4 separate regions of the Homo sapiens genome follow, and all the other regions are linked to region 3. Evidence: read pairs that join two places in POLR2A ChIA-PET (ENCODE). Cell type or tissue: OCI-LY7. All regions are shown on one strand. Region 1 has its middle 120 kb from the start of DLEU1-AS1. Region 2 overlaps DLEU2 (deleted in lymphocytic leukemia 2). Region 3 overlaps RNASEH2B-AS1 (RNASEH2B antisense RNA 1). Region 4 overlaps DLEU2 (deleted in lymphocytic leukemia 2).

Region 1 (4,000 bases), 250 kb after region 3:
GTGTTTTCCTGAAAGTGGAGTTTCTCTGGTCGGGAGAGGGATGCTGAAGTTGCCCCAGTCAACCTTTTCTTGCCCCCCTTCTCCTCTCTTCCCCATCTCCACTTCTTGTCCCCAAAGGGGACTCTGCAAAACCAGGTTTGGAAGCCCTTGTCCCAGACCTCCCCATGACTTATTTTTCTTGAAGACACTTCATGGACAATGAAATCATTTTTCTTTTCCCTTTGTTCAAATAGACACATAGCTTTGCTGTACCAAAGCAGCCCCCTGCCCCCCACCCCACACTCCATGTTCCAGAATAGTTTCCATTCAAGGAGCCTGAATTCTGTAGGTGGCCCCAGAAGCCAGGGGAGGGGAGAGGAGTAAAGCTGGAATATCAGCAGATTTTTAATCTTTCAAGACCCCCTTTTTTGTTGCTACAATATTTTCTTTTCTTCTTAAGGAAAATAATTCTTTAGTGAATAATTTTGGTCAATTTAAAAATAATTCTCAATATTACAAAAGAATTTGTGCTTATTGTAACTTAGTACAAATAAAGAATATGCCCACAAATTAAAATTTGGGTTTTAAAAACTTGCAAAAGTCTAGCTATTTTGGAGATATATAGAAGAAGCTGCAACTCCTTGTGGTCAAATATTGCTAATTAGAAGGTTCTGTGATGTTTCAGAAATATGAAAACTCTTATGCTTTGAAGACCATTGGCAGCAGAATAAATTAAAAAAAAACAGACAAAAACAAAACCTGGTAGGGTGGGAGTGGTGGGTGTCTACCTACACAAGGGCAGCCTGAGGCAAGAGGATCTAGCTCAAAAAATATGAAAGCTGAGAGCAGTTTTCCAGATTCTGCAACAATCTTCCCTGCATATTCCCTCCCGCAGCTCCCATCCTCCCTGGAAGCCTGCTGGGACCTGAAACCGTCCAGAGGGAAGGCTACCCCTGCCTAGCTCACTCTGGATGAGAGGGGACAGGGAAATGCCTCCATGGTCCCCATCCCATACTCTTACAATAACAGGTTGCACCAGCAGATCTCAGGAAGTGGAGGGAGTTTGGAACGAGTAAGTTATCACTACAAACAGTTAGAGTATACCAAAGTTTTTAGGTAACATATATAAAAACTCTGAGTGTAGATTCCAATAAGAGGACATCCCTATGATAACAGCTCTTTTGTTCACTAGCATTCTAATTCACTTTCCTGAGCAGGGGAGAAAGTGGTGGGCTTTCAGCTAGCACCTGCAGAATCAGACTTCACTCATGGTCTATTTTATTCATGCAGCAGCCTGCAGTCTTGGCCCGCAGGACTAAGTCACCCGGGGGCACCCCCCACCACATAAGGTTGAGAACTGCAAGGTGATGAGACACCCAGCTGCTGCCCTCTCTGCACACAGGGACTCTGCACTCTCTGAGGTTTTGCTCCCTCCACTTCCAGAGGCCACAAAGTGTTCACTAAGAAGTAGCAAAACCCGGAGAAAACTTGACCCTTTAACCCCATCATTGAATTCCCCTAGAGAATTTTAGTGGAAATTTAATAAGATTAAGCTGAGGTTCCAAAGGAAATTAGAGGTGTCCACATTCCCAAATGAGAATGTATATACCGCTTTGGGCAGCTCCTTGGCTCTGTTCCTGATCTATTTTTCTACTATTTTCATAATGGGAATAGTTCAACTTATTTGAATAAAGAAATTGTAGTATTTTATTTCTCTACTAGAGTATACATATTTAAAGTGTCTTACGGCCACTTTTTTTATAAAGCAAGTAATTGTGTTGTACATTGCCTTAACTATGAATTTGGTATTTCATGTATTTTATCAGCTTAAAGTAGGGTGTCTCTATGTTGTAATCCAGCCCATGAAATCTATGGTCTATTGAACATTTCATAAGAAATAAAATATTTGTGTCTTTTATTCAATGAGATGAGTGTGTCAGTGTCTTATATAAACACAGATTCTGAGAAAAGGATGAGGCTGAACAATAGAGATCTGAACTCCTACCCTGGCCTTTGTTCTGTGGCATAGGAGTGGCTGGGGGAAGTTCTCACGGGGGTAGATTCAGAGAGCTTTCTTCAGTAGCGTGCCTGCAGCTCAGATGTAAATCAATTTTAGGATAGAATCCTGCTTTTATTCTACAAAGACAGCTTTATCTCTGCACCAGTGCAGCTGTTTCCCTATGGTGGTCATGAAGGCTTCACAAAACACATGTGGAAGTCACCAGCTTGAATTTTGTCCTTCAGGGTGCAGTTCAGTCCTCTCAAGGCTTCTGAGCCCTGGGATGCACTCCTCAGGCAGGAAGGTCCATCACGAGGTAGTTTATTTAGTTAAGGGATCATGAGTCAGGAGACAGGGAAATTCAGAAACCAAAGTCAAAAGTGATTGCATGTAGAAGAGGAAACCAGCTGCACCTGGCAGCCTGCTATCAAGTCAGAAAGGGCTGTAATGGAAAACGGATGCGTTTATAGAAAGTCTACCTCCCTGTCCCTGCTGCCCTCCTCACAGGGAGTCAACGCATTAAGTTTGGCAGTTCTTGCAGCACTTGCCATGCCAGGGAGGTTATTAAAACTGAACTGAAATGGTTTCATAACTCAAACTGGAAACAAGAGTGAGGAAAATGCTAACACTAAAGTGACAGACCAGAACGAAATGGAGCTAGATCTGTAGGCTCTCTGGCTCAGGTTTCAGGAGGTTCCACGTGTTAAAACGGGCTGAAAAGTTAGTTAAATAAAACAAAGTGCCAAGCCAGACATTTAACACCCTTGAAAGGGGGCTGACCAACGAGAGTATTCTGTGATTCACGCTGTTTACTAAGCTTCACTTTCAGGAGTCTGAAAGCAAGATTAATTATAGCTACATGCCCTAAAATGCCTGTCACATGCAAGGGACACCCCCAACCCCAATCTGTTTTTCATTTATTTGAAGGACTTCAAGGCTATTTCTTGATTCTCAAGGATAACCCCTAAATAAAGCCCAGGTACCAAGACCGCAGATGGGAAAAGCAGATGCATCAATGCTTTCACCATCACAGGCTTGAAGGTGTAGGTCAAATCCTTTTTGGAAAGACATACTCATTGCAGAATAACACAATTTAAAACACTGAAACACTTACTAAAATTTTGGAGGCTCTGATGCTAGCAGAGTAGTTCAGGAGAGCCACCAAAGGACAAGGGGCAGAACTTGGTCTTCTTAGTGGTATTGTGCATGTCCAGAGAATGCCATTGCTGCAAAACATCTCTAACATCACAGAGAGGCTCTCAGTTGAGAAGCAGCACATGGCTTTCATCTTCAGAGACAAAGTGGAAGTTTCTAGGCCCACTGAAAAAGGTGGTTTCAGGCTTTACCTGCTGGTAAGACAAAATCATGCCAATGCAGCCCAGAGGAGAGGAAGGGCTGAGTCTGCAACACCAGTGGCCATGGCCAAAAATGGTGGTGAGAATTCTCATCATAAAGAAGACAGGGAACATCAGAGCCAATGGTCAAAAGCTAATGCTCTTTGTGGCTTCTTGGGATATTTCAGAGAGTATTTTTTGTTCATTTCAAAAATAAACATTTTCTATGTTCACTTTTTTCATAAACTTTTTGCTTTTTGTTTTCTCAGTCAGCAGTAAATCCTGGTGGCTTCACCTTCACAGATATGTCCAGATTGCAATATTTATCGCCACTACAACGGATAAAAACTGAGGTGTTTGAGCCATAGCGATTCCATCTTGAATAAGGGCTGGGTAAAATAAGGCTGAGACCTACTGGGCTGCATTCCCAGGAGGTCAGGCATTCTTAGTCACAGGATAAGATAGGAAATTGGTACAACTTACAGGTCACAAAGACCCTACTGATGAAACAGGAGGCAGTAAAGAAACGGGCCAAAACCCAATAAAAACAAGATGGTGATGAAAGTGACCTCTGGTCATCCTCACTGCTCATTATATGCTAGTTACAATGAATTAGCATGTTAAAAGACACTTCCATCAGCACGATGACAGCTTATAAATGCCATACCAACATCAGGAATTTACCCTA
Region 2 (4,000 bases), 780 kb after region 3:
GGACTACAGGCGCCCGTCACCAAGCCCAGCTAATTTTTTTTTTTTTTGTATTTTTAGTAGAGACGGGGTTTCGCTGTGTTAGCCAGGATGGTCTCAATCTCCTGACCTCGTGATCTGCCCACCTCGGCCTCCCAAAGTGCTGGGATTACAGGCATGACCCACCGCGCCCAGCCGAGAACATCACAGTACTTTTAAATTGGAAAGTATTAAATTTAAAATTATTCTAATTTGGTGGAAGAGAAATGGAAGGAACTGCTGAATTTTTGAAAATGTTTCGTCATCACAAGAGAGCTTAGTTCCTAAAATACCCAAGATTTTAAAAATTAAGGCTTTAGAGACTTTTTAATCCGTATGTTTCAAATTCAGAAATGCCAGCAGACTCTGCTATGAAAAATATATATTTATTGGTTATGTTATTATTTTTACAAAGTCAAGTTTTAAGGTTTATTTGTTTTGTAACTTTCATTTCTTTAGTTATCTCATCTTGATCTGTACTTAAAAATCCAGAGCTTACAACATGCCTTGCTTCTCTATATCTTCCTTATTAATTTTGATTCATCACTTAGTCATCTGCTCTTTACTAAGAAGTTTTTTTTCCCCTACATGGACTCATAGATGCTATATTTGCCTTTTTCGTTAATTCGTGAACGGTACTTATTTAGATATAATAGTTTTGGGTCATGCTGGCTTTGCCTTAAAACTGTGCAGACATTTTTCCTTTGTTTTCTGGCTTCGAATATTGCTTAGAGGAAGTCTAAGGCCAGCTTGATTTCCTCCCTCTTGTAAGTGATTTAGTTTTCTGCCAAGAGATTTGAAAAGTTTTTTCTTCATTCTTTATGAGCATATGCCTCAATGTTGAATATACGTCCATTTTACATTGAACATTTTATTCTGCAGACTTGTTTATTTTGTGGAAATTCTCCTCTATTACATCTTTAAGTGCCTTTTCTGATTCATTTGTTGCATTATATATGCAGGGAGATGGATCAGCTTATATTATGTCAGCTTTGTCTTACTTCCACATTATCTTCTTTGCAATTTCTTTGGTCTACTTTTCTACTACATTCATTACAATTTATTAATTTCTAGAATTTCTTAAATTCATTTATTAACTAGAATTTGAGTACCTACTATATATGCCAGGCACCAGTGATAAATATGATCACATCCCTGCCTTTATGAAGCTTACATTTCAGTTGAGGATGGAAGAGGAAGAAATAAACTTGTAGTGATAAGAAAAAGAAATGGAGGTAAGGAATTGGGGCGGGTTGGGGGTGGGTACAGAGAGGATTGTGCATTTTAGATAGAGTAGTTAGGGCAGGCATCTCTAAGAGGACATTTGAGAATAGGCCTGAGTGAAGTAAGGCAGTGAGCTAGGCAAAGACCTGGGCAGTCCAGGTATGAGAAGAGCACATACAAAGGCCCTGAGGTGGAAAAGCAGTGTGTTCAAGAGAGAGTGATTGGAGCCAAACGAGTAACGGGAAGCAGGTGGGAGATGAGACTAGAGAAATGGGTAGGCCAGATCACCAAAGGAGCTGTACACCCTAGGAAAGAATTTGATGTTTGTTCTAAGTGTGATGAGGAGCAGGCAGATGGTTTATGCCATAGAAGAACCACTCTGGCTGCTGTTAAGTATTTCAAGAGCAATCACTGAGTATAAGAGATTGGTTAAATGGGTGTTGCAGGACTGAAAAAAGCGAAAAGAGAGCACTGAGATAACAGAGTAACTTGGGGAAGCAGCTACTGCCCCTGGTACTGGGTAAACACAGAAAGACCTCAAGTTCTTAGAACCCAGGAGCTAGGAGGAGGGACTTGGCAGAGCTGGAACTCTGACCTCCGACAAGGAAGTGCTGCCCATCTGCTGCTGGTACTCCTGAGAGGGTCTGTTGGGACTGGTCTAGGAGAGCCAAACATAGTTGCAATTTTGAGCTAACTACCATTGTCAGGGTGAAGGCCCACAGCTGGGGCAACACTGACAGGTACAGAAGGCCTATGAGGGAGGGCAAGTTATTTTCCCTTCTTCTTGACTTCTAGTTTTCCTCTACTACTCTATATTGATGAAACATAGCAGGAATTCAGCTGGCAAAGTAAAAATATAGTTTGCAGAGTCCCAGTCCCAGCATCACAAAGCAGTGTTTATGGAAAGGTTTATTGCTGAAAGATAACAGCTTAATAACTGGGATAAAGAGGAATTAAGGACGATTTCTACATGTTTGCCCATAGTAACTAGAAATTATGCCATATATTGACATGAGGGAAGACTTAGGGAGAAGTAAAATGTGGAGGAGAAGAAAATCAAGAGATTTATTTTAAATGTGCTAACTTTGAGGTTCTCTTTAGACATTTGAGCGGAGTTGCTGGACAAGCAGTTGTATGTGAGTCCAGAGCTCCACAGAGGGATCAGGGATAGAATATAAATGTTAGGAGTCCTATGATGGTAGACAGTATTTAACACCAAGAGATTGAAGACATGACCTTGGAGGGAAATGTTGATGGTGGGTATGAGGAATATGTCTGGGACTCGCAGACATTTGAGAAGAGGAAAATGATCTGTCAATAAGGTAGTTGGTAATCTCAACAAGAGCACTTTAAGTGGTGCTGTGGAGACAATAATCCAAACTGGAATGGATTCAAGAGATAATGTAAGGAAGTGAAGATTGCAATTATAGAGTCTTTGAAGAACTTTGATATAAAGGGCCTTCTGTTCCCTTTGTAAGCAGATGTGGATATGGACTGTAGGGTGATGAGGGAGAAACTGAGGATGCAGGATATGGAGGGGATAATCACAGGAACAAAATGTTTGAATATGCAAGAGAAGATGGGACCTAGGACACAGTAGAGGGGCTTGCCTTAGATAATAGCAAGGATAGTTGATCTTTGTAACAGGAAGAAAGTATATTTGAGTACAGATAAAAGCACATTGGTAGATTTGATATGGGAAGATAAGTTTCTCTTGTAACAACTTCTATTTATCAATGAAACAAGATTTGAAGTGAGGAGCATAGAGATGTGGGAGATTTAGGAGAGAAGACATGGGACATAATCATGTTGAAGAAGAAAAGAATGAATTCATTAGGGGAATGTTCTGGGACTGCCAGTCTTCCTTCTTGGTGAGAATTTGACTTTTCCAGCTATGTCTTATTTCATTTCTTGCTGTTCCAAATTTATTTTGAAATAATTGCATTCTTTTGGCCTCTGTTGCCTTAGGTTGTGGACATTTTCTTTTTCTAGCTGATTCTAGTAATGCTTTTAAAGGAGTTCTTATTGTTGTTTTTCCAGTATACAAAGTATACTGTTGTATACTTCTTGTAAAGTATATGTGCAGAGAGATTCTATGGTCTGCTTTCACTCCCCATTTTATCTAGAAGTCTAGAAATGTGTTGTTTACTTATTTATTTAACTATCTATTTATTTATGAGACAAGGTCTCACTCTATTGCCCAGGCAGGAGTGCAGTGGCACAATCACACTTCCTTGCAGCCTCGACCTCCTGGGCTTAAGTGATCCTCCCACCTCGGCCTCTCAAAGTACTGGGATTATAGGGATGAGCCACTGCATCCAGCCCTAGAATCATGTTTTTAAATGGGGGACTACACTTCATATTTTTTTCAGATCACCTTATGTATAGAAATATAACAAAAGGAGTCATATTAATATTATGTATTATAATAGCCACCATTTACTGAGTGCCTGTGAGCCAGGCACTATGCTAGGCACTTTACATACATGATCTCCAAAACTTATAATGACCCTACAAGGTAAATCTTATTTCCAGTTACTTCCACAAGAAACCTTTTTTACTGATCGTAAAATCTTACCTGAACCTCACATAGCTGATCAAAATGAACAAGGTAAGGACAAATTTTTCTTTTTTGTGTGTCAAAACTTAGCATTTAAGGCCAGGTACAGTGGCTCACACCTGTAATCCCAGCATTTTGGGAGGCCAAGGCAGGAGGATCACTTGAGGCCAGGAGTTCAAGACCAGCCTGGGCAACATAGCG
Region 3 (4,000 bases):
AAGGCACTGCAGCTGCAGCCTGCACGGCACGTTCAAGGACAGCAAAGAAGGCTATGGACTGAACAAGAGGGAAAGGGCAGTAAGAGGTAAAGCTGGAGAAGTGAGGACCTCACATGCCATTGGCAGGGATGAAATGGGCTCCACCAAAGGGCTGGCCAAGGGGTGGTAAGAAAGCATAAGTGTGTATAAGGGAATGACTTCAATCATTACACAGCCAAGGGCCAAAGCTAGAACAACTTCAGTTGCAATAAAAACCTGAAAGAAGCCTAGGGTTTCTAAAAATGTTTTTACTGTAATCCACGGTCAGAAATACATTTTATAGGATGACTTTGCAGTCACACAAAAGATACACACATTATTAAAACAAAGGTTTCATAAACCTACACATGTTGTACTCAAGGTATGCTAATATCTTTGGTATATTCTAATCTATTAGGTTTCTTTTCTTTATTCAACCCTAATAAAATATATTAAGTTGATTTTATAACCTAGTAATGGCACTTCAAAAAGCATTGCTATAGGCAATGTGATCATTTTGGCTATACCCTAACTGGATAACATAATCACATCATTGTCAACTCTGAGCACACTTTGGCTAAAAACCACATTGGGGGCTAATTACTTTAAACAGAGAACCATCATTAGCTCATTAATCAAAATACAATGTATATATAAGATATTCTGCTTTCCTGACAGCTGTCATTATATAAAAATATTGTGTGGGCTGGGTTACCATGAGGAAATGAAAAACGTGAAATTCGGGTACATCATTTCTGACAGGCAGCCAATATTTATGGTAGTTGGCTAAAGTGATTTTACTTCAAATAAACAAATGTTTAATGTTTTCATAAACACATAGACATGACCCTAATTAGTAAATTTACTAATAGATTTTTGTTCATTATCTCCAGACCAATCTTTAGATATATTTATTTTTAGAAAACAGGGAAAACTTTACAACTGTGTCTCAAAATATTTTGAGAGTTTCTTAAAATGTTTGAAAGCAGCATGATTTTATGAGTGTATAAGCATTGGTACTTTTCCAAACTGTTAAATTGCCCTTTCAAAACTCAAAATTCATTTTTAACTAGATTCTGGTTTTAGATATTTTTTTCTGCTGCGGAAAGTTCTTAGATTTACCATAGGATGGGTTCAAGTTTTATAATACAGTCATGTACTGCGTAATGACATTTCATCAACAACAAACTTCATATATGACAGCAGTCCTGAAGAATATAATATTGTATTTTTACTGTACCTTTTCTATGTTTGATATGTTTAGATACACAAAGACCATTGTGTTTCAATTGCCTACAGTATTCAGTATAGTAACGTGCTATACAGGTTTGTAGCCTAGATGCAATAGGCTACACCATACAGCCTAGGTATGTAGTAGGCTACACTATTTGGGTGTGTGTAAGTACACTCTGTGGTAATCACACAATGGTAAAATCGCCTAATGATGCATTTCTCAGAATGTGTCCCTGTTGTTAAGTAACACATTACTGTAGATGCATAAGTGAAATCTTAAGAACATACTAAGTCTTAAGTATAAGAAAGTTCCAGAGTGATACATATACTGTGGTATGATTTACATAAAGAATATGAACACTTAAAAATGGTGCATATTGTATATGGAATTTATGTAGATATCCCATGACATAAACATGTATATGATATATATGTGTATATGAGATATGTTCGTTATATATATTTCTGTGAATATACATATATATTATTTTTAAACTTGCCAGGAAAAAAAATGTCCCTGAATAGTCATCACTCTTTGGAAGGGAAAACAGGCAGTGGTACAAAGGCATCATTCACCTACATCTATAATAGTTCAAATTTTAAAATAAAATATTTAAAGCAAATGTGACAAAATTTGTCTCTACTTTCTGTATGTTTGAAGAAGAGCTTACTTCCTTATAGCCTGTACTCTAGATGGCCATTTATTTTCAAACAGAGACCAGATATAAAACACAACACCATGTCCTTAACTTGTAAAGAAGATAAGCTGGGAATACATCTTTTTAAAAATAGCTATATGGTGTGGACACGGTTTTCAGCAAAGAAAGCCCTAGTTCCTGTTTTCACTTAGGGTTGTGATAAAGGGAAGAGACTTGAGTGGCAGACAGAGATTTAGATTAGATATTAGAAATAACTTCATATCTCTGCAAGACACCTAAGATTGCCTGGGGATTTTGAGAACAAGAACTTTGCTGAAACAGCTTATGCTCTACCCTACTTGGAACCAGAAGAGATTATCAACATCCTAGTTGTCCTTTAAAATTTGAGATTCTGTCTGCCATTTCTATAGGCGTGAAGATCTTAACTGATCTACTCAGAATCTACAGCAAGGCAGAAAGAACGCAGTGGAAGAGAACAAAAACAAACAAACAAAACTTGGTCCTCAGCCATCAAGAGCCTGTTCTAACATTGGAAGTTAATGGTACTCTAACAGGACAGTGGCAGTGAAGGCCCTGGAGAGGGGAGGAAGGCAAAGAGGGCACCACTTCACTTGTACTCTAGTTATTTCTATCCATCAATCAGTAAGCTTGTAGAGGAGCTTTCAACTTCCATATGTGCAAGATGCTCTGTAGAATGCATGTAAGAAAGAAAAACATCATTGCTTATTCTTTAACAGCTTACAATCAAATTTGAAAAAATCCACACATGAAATATTAAAAAAAAACCATAACACAACAATCGGTAGCACAGTTGTGAAAGCAAGAAAAGGTAAGGACAATCAGTATGGGCTGGACTCATCATGAATGAGAAGGCATTTATAAAGAGCCCCATAGGATGAATGGAACTTGAACTGTCATGGAAGAGTTGGTTGAGAGGGCATTTCAGGTATAGGGTAAACATAGGCTGAAACCTGAGGGAGGAATACTCCCGAATACCATAGCATGTTGTTAAATGGAAGTTTCTGGCTATAGTGCAGATGTTTCAGAGAATACAGGAGGTGATGAAGTGAAATAGCTGAATAATTGGTGGTCACGGATTGCTTTTTATTTATTTATTTTTAAATTTTTAATTTTCGTGGGTACATAAGTGTATATATTTATGGGGTATTTTGATACAGGCATGCAATGTGTAATAATCACATCAAAGTAAATGGAGTATCTATCACCTCAAGCATTTATCCTTTGTGCTACAAACAATCCAATCATCCTCTTTCAGTTGTTTTTAAATGTACAATAAAATCATTATTGACTATAGTCATGCTGTTGTGCTGTCAAAATACTAGGTTTTATTCATTCTTTCCAACCATTTTTTTTGTACCCATTAACCATCACCACTCCCTGCCACCTCCACCACTACTCTTCACAGCCTCTAGTAGCCATCCTTCTACTCTCTATCTCCATGAGTTCAATGATTTTAATTTTTAGCTCCCACAAATAAGTGAGAACATGCAAAGTTGGTCTTTCTGTGTCTGGCTTATTTCACTTAACATAATGACCTCTGGTTCCATCCATGTTGTTGCAAATGACAGGATCTCATTCTTTTTTATGGTTGAATAATGCTCCATTGTGTGCATGTACCACGTTTTCTTTATCTATTCATCTGTCTATGGACACTTAGGTTGCTTCCAAATCCTGGCTATTGTGAATTGTGTTGCAATAAATATGGGAGTGCAGATATCTCTTTGATATACTGGTTTCCTTTCTTTTGGGTCTATACTCAGCAGTGAGATTGCTGGATCATATGGCAGCTTTATTTACAGCTTTTTTTAGGAACCTCCAAGCTGTTCTCCACAGTGGTTGTACTAATTTACATTCCCACCAACAGTGTGTAAGTGTTCTCTTTTCTGCACATCCTCGCCAGCATTTGTTATTGCCTGTGTTTTGGATAAAAGCCACTTTAACTGGGGTGAAATGATATTTCATTGTAGTTTTGATTTGCATGTCTCTAATGATCATGATGTTGAGCACCTTTTCATACACCTGTTTGCCATTTGCATGTCTTCTTTGGAGAAATGTCTATTCAGATCTTT
Region 4 (4,000 bases), 880 kb after region 3:
ATCCAAATTCAGTAAACTTAAAATGACCTCAAATTGGGTTACCCAGAACTAGGAATATTTCTGTATTCCATCCTACTTACATCTGATTTACATGCCTGGTCTGCTAACTTCTTTCTTTTCATGACTCCTAAGTTATGGAGGTAAGTGAAGATTTACTATCAATTATAGTCATGTGACACTCATTTTGAACTTACATTCTCTTAGTTTTTTTAATTTTAAGCATGCTGGTAGCATTACATTGTTCTTAGCAAATTAAGTATATCCCAATTTTAACTGGACTATTCTCTGCTTAAACATATAATTTTGTGTAATCTGCAACAAGTTTATATCCCCATATACATCTATATTTTCATCTCCTTTCCATATGGCATTACCCAAATAAACTTCTTTTTTTTCTTTAATGGAGTCTCACTTCTTTGCCCAGGCTGGAGGGCAATGGTGCAATCTCAGCTTACTACAACCTCTGCCTCCCAGATTCAAGCGATTCTCCTGCCTCAGCCTCCCCAGTAGCTGAAATTGCAGGTGCCTCCCACCAAACCTGGCTAATTTTTGTATTTTTAGTAGAGACGGGGTTTCACCATGTTGGTCAGGTTGGTCTCGAACTCTTGACCTCAAGTGATCCTCCCACCTCGGCCTCCCAAAGTGCTGGGATTACAGGCGCGAGCCACTGCGCCTGGCCCCAAGTAAACTAATTGAAAATACTCTGGGGTAGTTTCTGTAATCTGTAACTTGAGTCAACTCTTTCAGATTGTATTATTTAAATTATCCTCTTCCATCTTTGAATCTACTATAAATCTTGTTTTTCCAAGCATCTATTCACTGAGACTATAGTTTCCAAATGTTTCAGTTCAGTTCACTTGAGCTTGTTAGATGCCCAGCACTATGGGGGAGTATGACATAGACCACTATAGCAGTCTCAGTCCTCATCTTAAAAGAACTCATGGAACCTTAAACATTGCAGCCAGATTTCCTTGGAGGTCTCTTATTACAGAAAGCGTAGACCATGTGCAGTGGCACACGCCTGTAATCCCAACACTTTGGGAGGGTGAGGTGGAAGGATTGCTTGAGCCCAGAAGTTTAAGACCAGCCTGGGCAACATAGTAAGACTTCATCTTTACAAAAAAAATTAAAAATTAGCCAGGCATGGTGGCATGCACTTGCAGTCCCAGGTACTCAGGAGGCTGAGGCTAGAGGATAGCTTGGGCTCTGGATTTTGAGGTTACAGTGAGCCATGGTAGCACCACTGCACTCTAGCTGGGTGACAGGGTGAAATCCTGCTTAAAAAAAAAAAAAGGGTAAAACAAATCTCTCCTATTTGGCCTCATACTCATGAACCTGAAGAAATTCACATTCTTTCCAGAAGTGTTGTGAGATGATGAAGAATAATATGAAATGAAACACTTATTTGGTATGTTTTACCCTACTGATAAAAAGCCATTTGTTTAATAAAAAGCCATTTGCTTTAATGATTTCTGGATTTTGAGGTGTTGGTGTGAAATCTGAAGGTACAGAAGACTACCTACCTAAAAGCCTTGTGTGGTTAGGCAAGTCTTAAACACATTTTAGTTTTGGGAGCAAGGTCCTATTTATTTTGCTACATGTTTAGTTCTGTTTTTATTCTGTGCCATGCGTAATATCATTTTCCATTTTCACCCATGTAAGATTTTAGCTTTTTATCCATGAAAATATTTTTGTGATTGGATCTCATAGTTTAGTTAAATATTAAGGTATTTTCGATGATGAAGTGTTTTGATAAAATTTGTACTTTTCATTTATAATAGGCCCAAAAGAAATCCTTTTTTTTTTTTTTTTTTTTTTGAGACAGAGTCCCACTCTGTCACCTAGGCTGGAGTGCAATGGCATGATCTCGGCGGAGGCTGCAACCTCCGCCTTCCAGACTCAAGCAGTTCTCCTGCCTCAGCCTTCCAAGTAACTGGGGACTACAGGCACGTGCCACCATGCCCAGCCAATTTTTGTAATTTTTGGTGGAGACGGGGTTTCACCATGTTGGCCAGGCTGGTCTCCTGACCTCAGGTGATCCGCCTACCGCAGCCTCCCAGAGTGCTAGGATTACAGACGTGAGCCACCTCACCCAGCCAGAAATCCTAGTAAGTCTTGAGGTATATAGTTCTACAGCAAAGCCGGTAATTGTGATTTTTGGGGTTTTTTGTTGTTGATGTTGTTTTTAAATCATAGACAGATGGGGGTCTCACTGTTGCTCAGGCTGATCTCGAACTCCTGGGCTCAAGGATCCTTCCGCCTTGACCTCTCAAAATGCTGGGATTATAACCACCAGGCCAGCCCAGTACTTACGTTTTTTACTAGGTCATTGATATTCCAGAAAGCTAAGTATTTTTAGTAATTTTAAAATGTCCTATCTTTATTTCTGAGCATTTGTTTAAAAATGCTAAGTCTGATGCCACATTGCTGTCTCCCATGGGTCCTTTGGTTCCAGGAAGGTAATACAATTTCATAAATTTATTTTTGAAGATTTCCTCACGGTAGCTTCTACGTTGCTAAACTTGCCATTACAGTCAACTTCCCTAGCACAGAGGAAAAATAGCAGTAGAATATAAGAGATTGAGTGCTCTTAGCAAATCTTTTATTACCCCAGCATAGTCTCTAGTGGTGTAATTCTCTATTGATGTGAACATTTCTATTACTTATGATAGAGAATCAGTACAAAAGTTTATAAAGCAAAGCTGAAGTTTGTCACTTGTAAATGGTATAAAGGACAAATTAGAAACAGATTTTGATTTCCTAAACCATGTATTTCTCAAGCTGCTTTCTTGTGACCATTTTATACTACTTCAGGCTCCTGATTTCAAATACATTTTTAAAGCACCTAAATAGGCCAGGCATAGTGGCTCACACCTGTAATCCCAGCACTTTGGGAGACTGAGGCGGGCGGATCACCTGAGGTCAGGAGTTCGAGGCCAGCCTAGGCAACATGGTGAAACACCATCTCTACCAAAAATACAAAAAATTAGGTGGGCGTGATGGCACATGCCTGTAGTCCCAGCTACTCAGGAGGCTGAGATGGGAGGATCGCTTGAGCCTGGGAGATGGAGGTTGCAGTGAGCTGAAATCGCACCACTGCACTCCAACCTGGGTAACAGAGTGAGACCCTGTCTCAAAAAAAAAAAAAAGCAGCCTAAATTAATCTTGACTTTACCATACCCTAAGAACTCTTTGTAATTACAACTTGTATATTAAATCCAAGAGTAAAATTAAGCATTAGAGCTGTTTTTCAGAAAAGATTTGTAGGGAGAACTTCTAATCACTTATAAGGTAAATTATTGAGGTTCAAGAATCATAAGCTAAAATCTTGGTGCCTTGGCTAGGCATGGTGGCTCACACTTGTAATCCCAGTGCTCTGGGAGGCCAAAGTGGGAGAATCACTTAAGGCCAGGAGTTCGAGACCAGCCTGGACAACATGTGAGACCTCGTCTCTACAAAAAATAAAAAACAATTACCCTGGCATGGTGGTATGCGCCTGTAGTCCCAGCTACTTGGGAGACTGAGGTGGGAGGATCACTTGAGCCCAAGAGTTTGAGGCTGCATGAGTTATGATTACACCAGAATTCACTACAGCTTCCAACTCCTGCACTCCAGCCTGGTGACAGAGTATTATATAAAGAGTATTAAATAAATAAATAAAATATTTGGTGCCTTGTCAGAAATGAAACTGTGATTGATAAAAACATGCTGGGGCCAGGCACGGTGGCTCACGCCTGTAATCTCAGCACTTTGGGAGGCCGAGGCGGGCTGATCACGAGGTCAAGAGATTGAGACCATCCTGGCCAACATGATGAAACCCCATCTCTACTAAAAATACAAAAATTAGCTGGGCGCGGTTTCGCCTGCCTGTAATCCCAGCTACTCGGGAGGCTGAGGTAGGAGAATCACTTGTACCCAGGAGGTGGGGGTTGCAGTGAGCCGAGATCGCACCTTTGCACTCCAGCTTGGGCAACAAGAGCGAAACTCCGTCTAAAAAAAT

What was found. Peaks named below come from ENCODE experiments on the same cell type or tissue, not always from the same donor. Only the 100,000 strongest peaks of a DNase experiment are listed, where the experiment ranks them.
Region 1: POLR2A ChIA-PET joins it to region 3 with 6 read pairs; 1 of 35 experiments calls an interaction of 5 or more read pairs at or near these places.
Region 2: POLR2A ChIA-PET joins it to region 3 with 6 read pairs; 10 of 35 experiments call an interaction of 5 or more read pairs at or near these places.
Region 4: POLR2A ChIA-PET joins it to region 3 with 5 read pairs; 3 of 35 experiments call an interaction of 5 or more read pairs at or near these places.

What each region holds. Positions count from the first base shown.
Region 1 is chr13:50,649,448-50,653,447 of GRCh38, reverse strand. No RefSeq gene overlaps it. Among named protein-coding and RNA genes, the nearest start is that of DLEU1-AS1, 120 kb to the right of the region's middle. In OCI-LY7, no CTCF peak of the experiment used is centred here; a DNase peak (open chromatin) is centred at 2,427.
Region 2 is chr13:50,113,344-50,117,343 of GRCh38, reverse strand. All of the region lies in intron 1 of DLEU2 (deleted in lymphocytic leukemia 2), which reads left to right. The region is part of intron 2 of DLEU1 (deleted in lymphocytic leukemia 1); the gene reads right to left. Among named protein-coding and RNA genes, the nearest start is that of DLEU2, 10 kb to the left of the region's middle. In OCI-LY7, no CTCF peak of the experiment used is centred here; no DNase peak of the experiment used is centred here.
Region 3 is chr13:50,896,624-50,900,623 of GRCh38, reverse strand. All of the region lies in intron 1 of RNASEH2B-AS1 (RNASEH2B antisense RNA 1), which reads left to right. Among named protein-coding and RNA genes, the nearest start is that of RNASEH2B, 11 kb to the left of the region's middle. In OCI-LY7, no CTCF peak of the experiment used is centred here; a DNase peak (open chromatin) is centred at 2,093; H3K4me3 peaks cover 877 bases; H3K27ac peaks cover 2,276 bases.
Region 4 is chr13:50,020,952-50,024,951 of GRCh38, reverse strand. All of the region lies in intron 10 of DLEU2 (deleted in lymphocytic leukemia 2), which reads left to right. Among named protein-coding and RNA genes, the nearest start is that of KCNRG, 7.5 kb to the right of the region's middle. In OCI-LY7, no CTCF peak of the experiment used is centred here; no DNase peak of the experiment used is centred here.